Linked DNA regions of Homo sapiens: region 1 is linked to region 2. A link is a contact called in ENCODE Hi-C or POLR2A ChIA-PET data. All regions are on one chromosome and are shown on one strand. The core of a region is the stretch at or near the end of the contact, and the rest is flanking DNA. Distances in the headings are between cores, read along the strand shown.

Region 1 (5,929 bases), core at 673-3,172, 160 kb before region 2:
GGTTGCAGTGAGCCAAGATGATGCCGCTGCACTCCAGCCTGGGCGACGGCCACGGAGGGAGACTCCATCTATATATATATTTGTTTGTTTATTTATTTATTTATATTTATATAAAATGGAGTCTCACTCTGTCACCCAGGCTGGAGTGCAGCAGTGGGATCTCAGCTCACTGCAACCTCCACCTCCCAGGTTCAAGCGATTCTCCTACCTCAGCCTCTTGAGTGACTGGGATTACAGGCACCCACCACCATGCCCAGCTAATTTTTGTATTTTTAGTAGAGACGGGGTTTCTCCATGTTGGCCAGGCTGGTCTCAAACTCCTGACCTCAGGTGATCCGCCCACCTTGGCCTCCCAAAGTGCTGGGATTACAGGCATGAGCCACCACGGCTGGCTATATATATATATATATATATATATATATATTTGAATTTGAATGAGCAGATGGACTTTCCAGTAGAAATAACATTCTGAAAGATAGTGAAGACCCAGAGTCATCTCTTGTGAAAACCTGCCTAAATACAAATGTACTTGAACGACTTATGTGGCACTGTGTACTTAACTAGCTACTTCATGTAAGATTTCTCTGAACTAGTTACCCAATCAATTCTCCCTGTTCCCAAGAAAGCAGGAGAAATCCCTCCTAGAAAAACAGCTTCAAGGAGGGAAAAGAAAGTGAGTATGTCTGGCAGGTGCTTTCATGGCCCATGGGGGACCCAGGGATGACAACTTCTACCCCGCAGTGGGGTGGCGGTGCTCCAGAAATTGGGTCAGGAGGGCTCTACATTGAAGGCAATCCACTGAAGTGACAAAGCCCTTTGCCAACCAAAAAGCAGGAAACACTGAGTACTTAAGCCACCGCTGAAAAGAAACCAAGGCAGCCCCCGCCCTCCTTGATACAGTGTGGCAATTCCACTCAACACCGCCTGAATGCTTATTAAGGCGAAGGCCTTGTGCCAGGAAGGAGGGGCACTGTGACGGAGCTGGGGGCTAACTCTTCCACGAATGCTACCTGGAGATGCTGTTGGGCGTGAATATTCTTACACGGGGCATGGCCTTTCCACGCATGTCTTTCTTCCTCCAGTAGGTTGACACTGTCATGAGATCATAATGATGAGAAATTGCAAGAAATATAGTTGGAGGATTTGCTTAGATTTTCTTAAAAGTGTTACCGGCTGGGCAAGGTGGCTCATGCCTGTAATCCCAACACTTTGGGAGGCCAAGGCGGGTGAATCATGAGGTCAAGAGTTCAAGACCAGCCTGGCCAACATGGTGAAACCCCATCTCTACTAAAAATAAAAATAAAAATAAAAATAAAAATAAATAGCCGGGTGTAATGGCGTGCACCTGTAATCCCAGCTACTCGGGAGGCTGAGGCAGAGAACTGCTTGCAGGAGGCGGAGGTTGTGGTGAAACAAGATCGCGCCACTGCACTCCAGCCTGGGTGAGAGAGCGAGACTCTGTCTCAAAAAAAAAATAATAATAAATAAATGAAAGTGTTACCAAGTAGTGATACTCTGGCCAAAGTACGATTAAAAACTGAAAACCAAGACGTTTTAATATCTCTTTAAGGAAAGCGCTGCACCCCCTTCTTAGGATTTTATGGCTGGAGGAGATACACAGCTGTCATCATTCTGTCTTCCTCCCCCAAGCAGCCTCCACTTCTTTTGTTTCTGTAAAAAGGAAGTGCAGGGCAGAGAAGAACCGAATTCACAACTCAGGCAGTTTCCTTTTGCTCTGTTTAGCATTGCTTCTCTCAAAGATGCACAGTACATTGGATTGGATCATAGTATAGACGGTCCAAGCTCCTTTTTTGGGTTGAAACGCAACTTATGTCTCACTAATCTTTTTAAATCTGCGACTACCGGTTCCTCGGAAAAGTATGACTGCAGTTACCGTAATTTCCACTAGAGGGCACAAAAGGGCTACATCTGAGGCAAAGTTTAGGCGATAAAACTTTCTGGGTTTTTCGAAGTTTTTCAGACGTCTTTTCTGGGGTAGGCAAAATCTGAGGGACAGGTGCTCCCCAGATTTCCTGGAATAAAATCACTGTAACTACTAGAAACATCACAAAATGTTAAAAAGTACACTAGGCCAGCAGTGTGAGTTGTGACGTGTACACAGCTTTCTGGCTGATGTCGCTGAAGAATGAATGTGACGTTCCTCTGTAGGCAAGTGATGCACCCCCTGCCTCTAGAAATATTTTCGTCATCATCGTGACTAAATGATGGCTTCCATAAAGAGATGTCTTAGGCACTGGCACCTGTGTGTGTAGCCTTATTTGGAAAAAGTTAAAGATCACCAGCTGAGATATTCTAGATTATCAGTGTGGGCCCAAAATCCAGTGACAGGTGTCCTTATTTTTTAAATTTTATTATTTATTTATTTATTTATTTATTTATTTATTTATTTTGAGAGGGAGTCTCACTCTGTCGCCCAGGCTGGAGTGCGGTGGTGCGATCTCGGCTCACTGCAACCTCCACCTCCTGGGTTCAAGCAATTCTCTGCCTCAGCCTCTGGAGTAGCTGGGATTACAAGCACCTGCCACCACGCCAGTCTAATTTTTGTATTTTTTGTAGAGACAGGGTTTCACCATCTTGGCCAGGCTGGTCTTGAACTCCTGACCTCGTGATCCACCCGCCTCGGCCTCCCAAAATGCTGGGATTACAGGTGTGAGCCACCATGCCCGGCCAACAGGTGTCCTTATATGGGAAAGGTGGAGGGAGATTTGACACACAGAAAAGGAGAAGACACAGAGCAGAGGAAAATGCTTTGTGAAGATGGAGGCAGAGATCAGAGTTCAGCTGCCACAAGCCATGCCAGGAGCCACTAGGAGCCGGAAGAGGTCAGGAAGGGTTCCCTTTTAGGGCCTCCGGAGGTAGCACAGCCCTGCAGACACCTTAATTTTGACCTTCTGGACTCCAGAACTATGAGAGAATAAGTTTCTGTTGTTTTAAGCCACCAAGTTTGTGGTGTAATTGGTTACAATAAGCCTAGGAAACTAGCACAGTCATCCTATACCGTGAGTGGTCAATGGGAGCGATGTGACTCCAAGGAGGAGAGAATGGGCTCCCGGTAGGGTGTGAAAAAGTCCTAGATATTACAATGGTTTGTCATCCTCCAAGAGGTCCTATAAACAGCTTTATGTATAAACATAAACAGATAGACAGTATATTTGTGGTATTAAAGTTTTATACATAGTGGGGAGGAGAAGGACAATTAGGAGGGGAAAATGTCTAAAAGGGCTCCTTAGAAGAATTCTTTTTTAGGATCTCCCTCGTCTCCCTCTGCCTCGTCTCCCTCTCCCTCTCCCTCCCCCGTCTCCCTCTCCCTCCCCCGTCTCCCTCTCCCTCCCCCGTCTCCCTCTCCCTCCCCCGTCTCCCTCTCCCTCCCCCGTCTCCCTCTCCCTCTCCCATCTCCCTCTCCCTCTCCCTCTCCCTCGTCTCCCTCTCCCTGTCCCCGGTCTTCCTCTGATGCCACCAAAGTTGTGAAAGCGGAGGCTGGACTGTACTGCCGCCATCTCGGCTCACTGCAACCTCCCTGCCTGATTCTCCTGCCTCAGCCTGCAGAGTGCCTGGGATTGCAGGCGCGCGCCGCCACACCTGACTGGTTTTTGCATTTTTTGGTGGAGACGGGGTTTCGCCGTGTTGGCCGGGCTGGTCTCCAGCTCCTGACCGCGAGTGATCTGCCTGCCTCGGCCTCCCGAGGTGCCAGGATTGCAGACGGAGTCTCGCTCACTCGGTGCTCAATGTTGCCCCTGCTGCAGTGCAGTGGCGTGATCTCGGCTCGCTACAACCTCCACTTCCCAGCCGCCTGCCTTGGCCTCCCAAAGTGCCGAGACTGCAGCCTCTGCCCGGCCGCCACCCCGTCTGGGAAGTGAGGAGCGTCTCTGCCTGGCCGCCCATCGTCTGAGATGTGGGAAGCGCCTCTGCCCTGCCGCCCCCTCTGGGATGTGAGGAGCGCCTCTGCCCGGCCGCGACCCCGTCTGGGAACTGAGGAGTGTCTCTGCCCCACCGCCACCCCATCTGGGAGGTGAGGAGCGTCTCTGCCCGGCCGCCCCGTCTGGGAAGTGAGGAGCCCCTCCGCCCACCAGCCGCCCTGTCCGGGAGGGAGGTGGGGGGCGCCTCTGCCAGGCCGCCCCGTCTGGGAAGTGAGGAGCCCCTCTGCCCGGCCGCCACCCCGTCTGGGAGGTGTACCCAACAGCTCATTGAGAACGGGCCATGATGACGATGACAGTTTTGTCGAATAGAAAAGGGGGAAATGTGGGGAAAAGAAAGAGAGATCAGATTGTTACTGTGTCTGTGTAGAAAGAAGTAGACATGGGAGACTCCATTTTGTTCTGTACTAAGAAAAATTCTTCTGCCTAGGGATGCTGTTAATCTATAACCTTACCCCCAACCCGGTGCTCTCTGAAACATGTGCTGTGTCCACTCAGGGTTAAATGGATTAAGGGCGGTGCAAGATGTGCTTTGTTAAACAGATGCTTGAAGGCAGCATGCTCGTTAAGAGTCATCACCACTCCCTAATCTCAAGTACCCAGGGACACAAACACTGCCGAAGGCCGCAGGGTCCTCTGTCTAGGAAAACCAGAGACCCTTGTTCACATGTTTATCTGCTGACCTTCCCTCCACTATTGTCCTATGACCCTGCCAAATCCCCCTCTCCGAGAAACACCCAAGAATGATCAATAAATACTAAAAAAAATAAAAATTTAAAAAAAAAAAAAAATTCTTTTTTAAAAGTTGAGAGGCCAGGCGCGGTGGCTCACGCCTGTAATCCCAGCACTTTGGCAGGCCAAGACAGAGTGAGACTCCTTCTCAAAAAAAAAAAAAAAGTTAAGAAATGCAGTTCAAGGCGAGGAGCAGTGGCTCACGCCTATAATCCCAGCACTTTGGGAGGCCGAGGCGGGCAGATCACTTGAGGTCAGGGGTTTGAGGCCACTGCACCCAGCCTAAATAAATTTAAATAAATTTAAATAAATATTTGAAGAATATTAATTTGCAACTTTTCTCTTATTAGCCTACCCAGGGCACCGTGTTCAGCCCTAATCAGTTGTCTTATTTTCTAAGATATTCTTTCTTTCTTTCTTTGTTGGAAACATACATTTAAAAAGACAAAAGTTACCTAATTATCACTCAAGTTCCAGAAGCCATAAAGGAAAAGATGGATACGTTTCACCATAAAATGAAAACAGTATGCTTGACAAACCTGCTGTGATCAAAGTCAAAAAGCAAATGTCAAAGTGCGAAAATACTTGCACTTCATTTTCCAGCAAGAGATTCATTTCCTGAAGACATAATATCTCATAGAAATCCATAAGGATCAATAAACTAATATGACAGGAAAAGTGAACAAACATGATTAACAGTTCACAGAAAATGAAATGCATATGACTTTTAGTACATGAAAGATAGTCAGCCTCACTAGTAAAAGAAATGCAAACAAAAACTACACCGAGAGCTCTTTGGAGATTCTTATTGGGAAAGTGGGACCACCTTATATAGCAGACGTCCTCCTGGGGGACCACCGCTGAGCGACCTGCAGCTGCAGACGCTTTCAGCACACACTGTGCTTCCCACATCTGAGGTCTGCTTCTCTCTGCTTCTCAGCTTCTCACGGATGTGGAAAGAACAATGTTGGAAGGTGGGAGCTGAAGAGGTCTGGGAAGTTGTGTATGGAGGGCCTATGGAGTGGATACAAAGCTCAAGGGTCGAGCCAGGTGCGGGGGGGTCACACCTGTAATCCCAGCACTTGGGGAGGCTGAGGTAGGTGGATTGCCTGAGGTCAGGAGTTTGAGACCAGCCTGGCCAACATAGTGAAACCCCGTCTTTACTAAAAATACAAAAAATTAGCTGGGCGTAGTGGCGGGTGCCTGTAGTCCCACCCACTAGGGAGGCTGAGGCAGGAGAATCACTTGAACCTGGGAGGCGG
Region 2 (5,918 bases), core at 3,251-5,750:
GTCTTACCAATAACATAAAATGATTAACACATATTTTTTGTGTTATATATACACTACAGACTGCATTCCTACAATAAAGTAAGCTAGAGAAAAGAAAATGTTATTAAGAAAAGCATAAGAAAGAGAAAATATATTTACTGTTCCTTAAGTGTAAGTGGATTATCATCCTCGTCTCCTTCACATTGAGTAGGCTGAGGAAGAGGAGGGGTTGTCTGGGGTGGCAGAGGCAGAAGAAAATTTGCATATAAGCAGACCAGTGCAGTTCAAACCCCTGTGGTTCAAGTGTCAACAGTAGACTATTAATTCTTTCTCATTTACAAGAAGATTGAGGCTCAACTAGGCTTTTCTATTCAAAATCACACACCAGCCAGTGACATTTGGATTCCAGATTTCTCTAACTCTGAAGCCCAGGCTCTTACATACTGTTTTGTATTGTCCCTTTTTTAAAAAGAAAATAAATTTATAGAAATTTACTCACTAGCTTTGAGTCCAAGTGAGTTTTGACTGTTTTGAAAAATTACACTCAATCAGCCTCAAGGAATGAAGATTTTCTACTGCTTAGTTCATGCTGAAGACAACACTGACCGTTCTGAAATGCTTCCAAAAGATGCAATCCAGAAATGCCTAATGTTATAATTGCATCAGTGCAATCTGTGCACGGCTCACCAGCTTAGACTCACTTGAAGGTGTAATTTCTTTCTGTGTGTTTTTTAAATTTCTCTTGTTAATTCTGGCCTGTGCTCATATCTTGTGAAATGTAGAGGATCTAAGGGAGTGATCACTGAGATGATTCCCCAAACATCCTTCCAGTTATAACAGTCAGAGTTTCTATAGGTGTGCACCTCCCCATGCTTGCTATTCATGATCAACTTGACTTTTAGAAGTGCTCATTATTTAAATGATATTCCACCCAAATTATTGTTTGCTCCCCATTTAAATAATCAGTGCTTGTTGCTATAGTGCCAACTAAAAAAGATAGTAATTATCCTGCTTGGGCACAGCTGCAGAGCTGACTTTGCTTGCTAATTTGTTAAAGGGTTAATGTCCTATTGCATTTTTTTAATTGTCTGCTTTATTGGAGGATGCTCAGTTTTAACTGGATTTCCTCTTCTTTATTTCCCTAAGAGCCAATGAGATGAAAATGCCATTGTTTTTCCTAATGTGGTGTCAAGGCAGAACCATCTCTGGGGATGTCAGGAAGTCATCCTGCAGTCGTGAAAGGATGAGGACTGAAATCCGTGAAGGTGAAATTTCTTGTTTGAACAGTGTGACTGATCAGACTTTAACTCTGTGCTTAGTGCCATATATTAAAATAGAGAACATCAGCCAGGCACAGTGGCATAGACCTATAGTCCCAGCTACTTGAGAGGCTGAGGCAGGAAAATCACTTAAGCCCAGGAGTTCCAGGCTGTAGTATGCCATGATCACACCTGTGAATTGCCACTGCACTCCATCCTGGACAACATAAACTCCATCTCTTAAAAAAAAATAGAGCATATGGCGCCTGTAGTCCCATCTGCTCAGAGGCTGAGACACGAGAATCACTTGAACCCGGGAGGTGAAGGTTGCAGGGAGCCACAATCACACCACCGCACTCCAGCCTGGGCGACTGAGTGAAACTCCATCTCAAAAAAAAAAAAAAAAAAAAAAAAAAAGAGTATGTATGTGTGTGTATATATAAAATAGAGTGTATATATATATATATATAGAGAGAGAGAGAGATTTAAAAGAATCAATAGGATTCTTTGGTTGCAATTAAAAAAAATTAAAAAGGAGAGTGTATTGCAAGTTGAGGGTGGGGGCTGCTCACAGAGTTGAAGGGGAAGTTAAATAATCAAGCAGAAAGGCCAAGCTCAGAAAAGGCCAGAGCTAGATCAGCTCTTGGGTCGCTGGCAAGGAGTTATAGCTGGTTTTTGCTGAGTACCACTATCTTCATGAATGAGCAACAACCATTTTCAGATTCATTTTCATTTTCCAAAAGAACCAAATACCAGGCGAAAAGTTTTGCATTGATTTGGGTTAGCATGTGACTACATCAGGGTGAGGAACCTTAACTGACAATCCCACCAGTCAATCTCTAATAAGGTAAGTCCCTTAAAAATATATCTTAAACGAGACTTAAAAAGGACTAACCATAAAGGAAAAAATTGATAAATTAAACCACATGTAAATTAAGAATGTCTATTAAGCAAAAGCCACCATTAAGAAAGTTAAAGGCAAGCTGCAGCATAAGAGGAGGAGATATTTGCAATAAATACATAATAACAAAGAAATCAAATCCTGAATATATAAAAAAAACTTCTATAGATCAACAAGAAGACAGCAGACCACCCAATGGACAAAAGCCTTGAAAAGGTACTTCACAAAGGAGGCTATCCAAATGGCCAATAAACATATGAAAAGGTATACACCTTCAGTGTTCATCAGTGAAAGTTCAGTAAAATCCACAATATAACACACCACACACCCACCGTCATAGCTCAAATGAAAATAACAGGCAGTATCCAGTGTTGGTAAAAATGTAGAACAACCAGAACACATATACACAGTGGGTGGGAGTGTAAATTGGCATAGTCGCTTTGCATATCCAGTGAGAGAGCAGTTCTGCTCCTGAGTACCCAAGACAGAAGCAAGCATGTGTGCATCAAAGGCATGTGCAAGAATATTCATAGAAGCCTGGCTCTCAAATGTCCATCGACACTAACATGGATAAATTGTGTCACATTCACACAATTGAATACGATGCAGAAATGCAAACTAACACATCACATGTAATGAAATGAATGAATCTCATGAACATAAAGAGAACATACTATATGAATTCATTTATCTAAGTTCAAAAACAAGCACGTTACAGTATGGTGTTAGGAGTCAGAATAATTGTTACCCTGGGGGAAGAGGTAGTTAGTGATAGGAAGGGGGTACAAAGGGGTCTTCTGGGGATCTGTCTTTTGAGATAGTGAATTACCTACATGTCTTCACTTTGTAAAAAGCTATTGAACTTTAAACTTATGATTTATGTTATTTTCTGTGTATTTTATACTTTTTAAAAAGTTTGCCAAAAAAACAGAATAACAAGAAAGGCTAAAGTAACAATGCCTGGGTTTGAATCCTGATTCCATCCCTCCCTCCCTTCCTTCCTTTTTTCCTGTGACAGTCTCACTCTGTCACCCAGGCTGGAGTGCAGTGGCGCGATCTTGGCTCACTGCAACCCCCGCCTCCCAGGCTCAAGCAATTCTCATGCCTCAGCCTCCTGAGTAGCTGAGATTCATCACAGGCCTGTTTCATCACACCCAGCTAATTTTTGATATTTTTTGTGGAGACAGGGTTTCACCATGTTGGCCAGGCTGGTCTTGAACTCCTGACCTCAAGCAATCCACCTGCCTCGGCCTCCCAAAGTGCTAGGATTACAAGCATGAGCCACCATGCCCGGCCCTGATTCCATCTCTAACAGCGTGAGCTTGGGCAAGTTACTTAACTTTTTTGTGCTTTAGTTTTGTCATCTGTAAGAGGGAGATAAGAGCAGTACCTACCTCACAGGGTTGTTGAAAGGATCAAAGGAGATAATCCACGTAAAGTGCTTGAAACAGTGTCAGATACACAGTAACCAGAAAATAACTCTTAAGTAGATACACTTTACAGTGGCTCCTCCATAATAGGTGTGTGGGGGAATCTAAAAATGTACAAAACCCTGGTCTCAAGGAGGTTTTAATCATAATTAGAAAGATGAGATACGTAAAAGAACAACTATTTGACTCTACAAGAGAGTATTGGGAAATTCCAAATGAGCGATGCCGATAAGAAAATCAGAGGAATTTGGTGGAAGGAGTGATTACTGTAGTTTAGAGTGTTCTGGGCAAAACTCATGCCGTTGTTAAAAGTCAGGATAGTCATTATTCACGGTCGGGGAAGAGGTTGGTCAGGAGCACAAAGGCAATTGTTTCTTGATCTGGGTGCTGGTTACATGCATGTGCTCAACTGTGAAAATATATGGAGCTACGATATGTGCACTTTTCTGTATATGCGTTCTACTTCAAGGAGGTTAAAAGGGCATTGGTTTCGAAACCTGGTTGATATTTGACCATAGGCATGTTATGTAAGCTCTATGAGTTTCATTTTCCTCACATATAAACTGTAAATATACCTCCCCTTGGGTTGTCATAGGGTTAATGAAGGCAAAATCCAGTCCAGGATGGGACAGTAAAATATTTCATGTACCTGATCTGCTCACTGAGGAAGAGGGTGACAAACGGAAGCAGACCCTTCCTGTGTTAAGATTTGGAGCCTCTCTCTGGGGTTCATTGCTTTGTTGGAAGAATGACCTCATGTCATTATTGATGTTGTGAATGGAACCTGTTTCAGTGTGTCACTGTGGTGGCGCAATGACTCAGCCACTGGGGCAAAGGGCACTTCTGCCTGTCAGGGCCACTGCTTGACACTTGTCCCACACCACCACTGTTGGTTTCCTTTTTCTGTGCTTAGTCATAGCCACACCTGCAAGTGTGCACAATGCTTGATCCAGGTGTGCACTTAGTAAATATTTACTGAGTGCCTGCTGTGTGTCAGGCTCTGATGGAGCATATAATAATGACTAAAAGCAGAGTAAAAGTAAAACAACATAACACATTGAAGGCTTGCCCTTCAAATATTTTGGTCTACTAACAAGGTAGACATGTTTCTTCTGAAAGCTACTTTTCCCCGTCTCTTCCCTTCTTTCTCTCTGCTTATCCTCTGCTCACCCAATACACATTTTCTTATTCTCATTCTCATTTGTATTCATTATCTCTTTTACACACACACACACACACACACACACCCCCCACACATGTACACCCTCACTGAACTCCATTCCATATAATCAGTCTAACAGCCATTTAACAAAAGCAATCAACTCAGCAAATATTTTTCTACTTGTTCCTGCCCCTCCAAACTATAGATGGCAGTGCCTTACATTAATTATAGCAGAAACAATCATTAAGTGTTCATTCTGTGTACGGCACCATGTCAGGTACTTGCCCACATCATCTGTAATTCTCACAACATCCTGCAGGGCATCGTTATCCCATTTGATAGGTGAGGGACCTGAGGCTTACAGATCTTATATAATTTTCCCACTGTCCCCTACAGCCTGTTTGTGGCACAGCACAAGTCCGCTGTCTCTTGACATGCTGTATTCCTTGTGGAGACATTTGCAGTGTCCTCTCTGATGATTAAATGATGTAAACACCCTCTGTATCAGTTTGTCATGCAATCAACTTTATATGCAAAGCTGTGTATTAGCAGAAGTTGCCACTATGGATTCTGACACCATGGTCATTCTCTTACTTTAATGAGTGTAGTTTGACTAGAAATGTCAGTATAGAACCAGTCAGCCTTGCAAACACTTTCTGAGTTGTTGCATAAATGCTTTAACATTCAGAAGCACTAACCTGCTGCACCATCCGAAGGGATACTGAGCCTATTTCGTTATCTATATTAAAATCTTGGATCCAAGTGAGACTTTCCATCACTACAGGAAGAGCCTGTGTGTATTGAGAAAGTTCTGCCATTTTGGGCCTTCTTTATTAGACTGTCTCTCTTAGACTACTTTAACACTTATTGTTAGCCTCTGTTCCAGAAATTTGTAGACAGATAGGGGTATCTGATGCTGATTAAAGTGAGTATTGCTGTAAGCTGGGCACAGAGGGGCAGCTGATATGGTGCATGCTTACAAATGCTGTTCTAAATGGTTTTCCACAGACAGGCACAGTCCAGAGTGGCTACTACTCCCATTAGTCCTGATGTTTTTGTGTCCTCGCCTCCAGCCTTCTAATAAACCACTCTGATTGGGACAGCCAACTGCCCTCAGTGCACAGTGTCATGTTATGCATTGGGGCTTGAGTCATATTCAAGTGAGGAGGGAGGTCAAAGCTAGCAAA

Evidence for each region. A loop is a pair of places that touch in the nucleus more often than their neighbours do. ChIA-PET counts read pairs that join two places held with the same protein, here RNA polymerase II (POLR2A). Pooled maps may share reads with other maps.
Region 1: a map with no recorded cell type shows a loop between it and region 2 (5-fold over the local background). The contact joins two enhancer-like sites. A Hi-C loop is called at or near these places in 1 of 168 maps with a recorded cell type or tissue (Caco-2), 18 of 37 single-sample maps with no recorded cell type and 8 of 50 pooled maps. POLR2A ChIA-PET finds 5 or more read pairs at or near these places in 2 of 52 experiments (H1 and naive thymus-derived CD4-positive, alpha-beta T cell).

Annotation. Positions count from the first base shown.
Region 1 is chr14:81,460,669-81,466,597 of GRCh38, reverse strand. No RefSeq gene overlaps it. Among named protein-coding and RNA genes, the nearest start is that of LINC02308, 13 kb to the right of the region's middle. Within about 2 kb of position 1,922, at least 12 of the 41 ENCODE cell types and tissues checked have a DNase peak (open chromatin) inside an H3K27ac peak, as active enhancers do.
Region 2 is chr14:81,301,958-81,307,875 of GRCh38, reverse strand. All of the region lies in intron 5 of STON2 (stonin 2), which reads left to right. Among named protein-coding and RNA genes, the nearest start is that of GTF2A1-AS1, 84 kb to the right of the region's middle. RefSeq lists a cis regulatory region at 4,383-4,393 and an enhancer at 4,316-4,460. Within about 2 kb of position 4,500, at least 13 of the 41 ENCODE cell types and tissues checked have a DNase peak (open chromatin) inside an H3K27ac peak, as active enhancers do.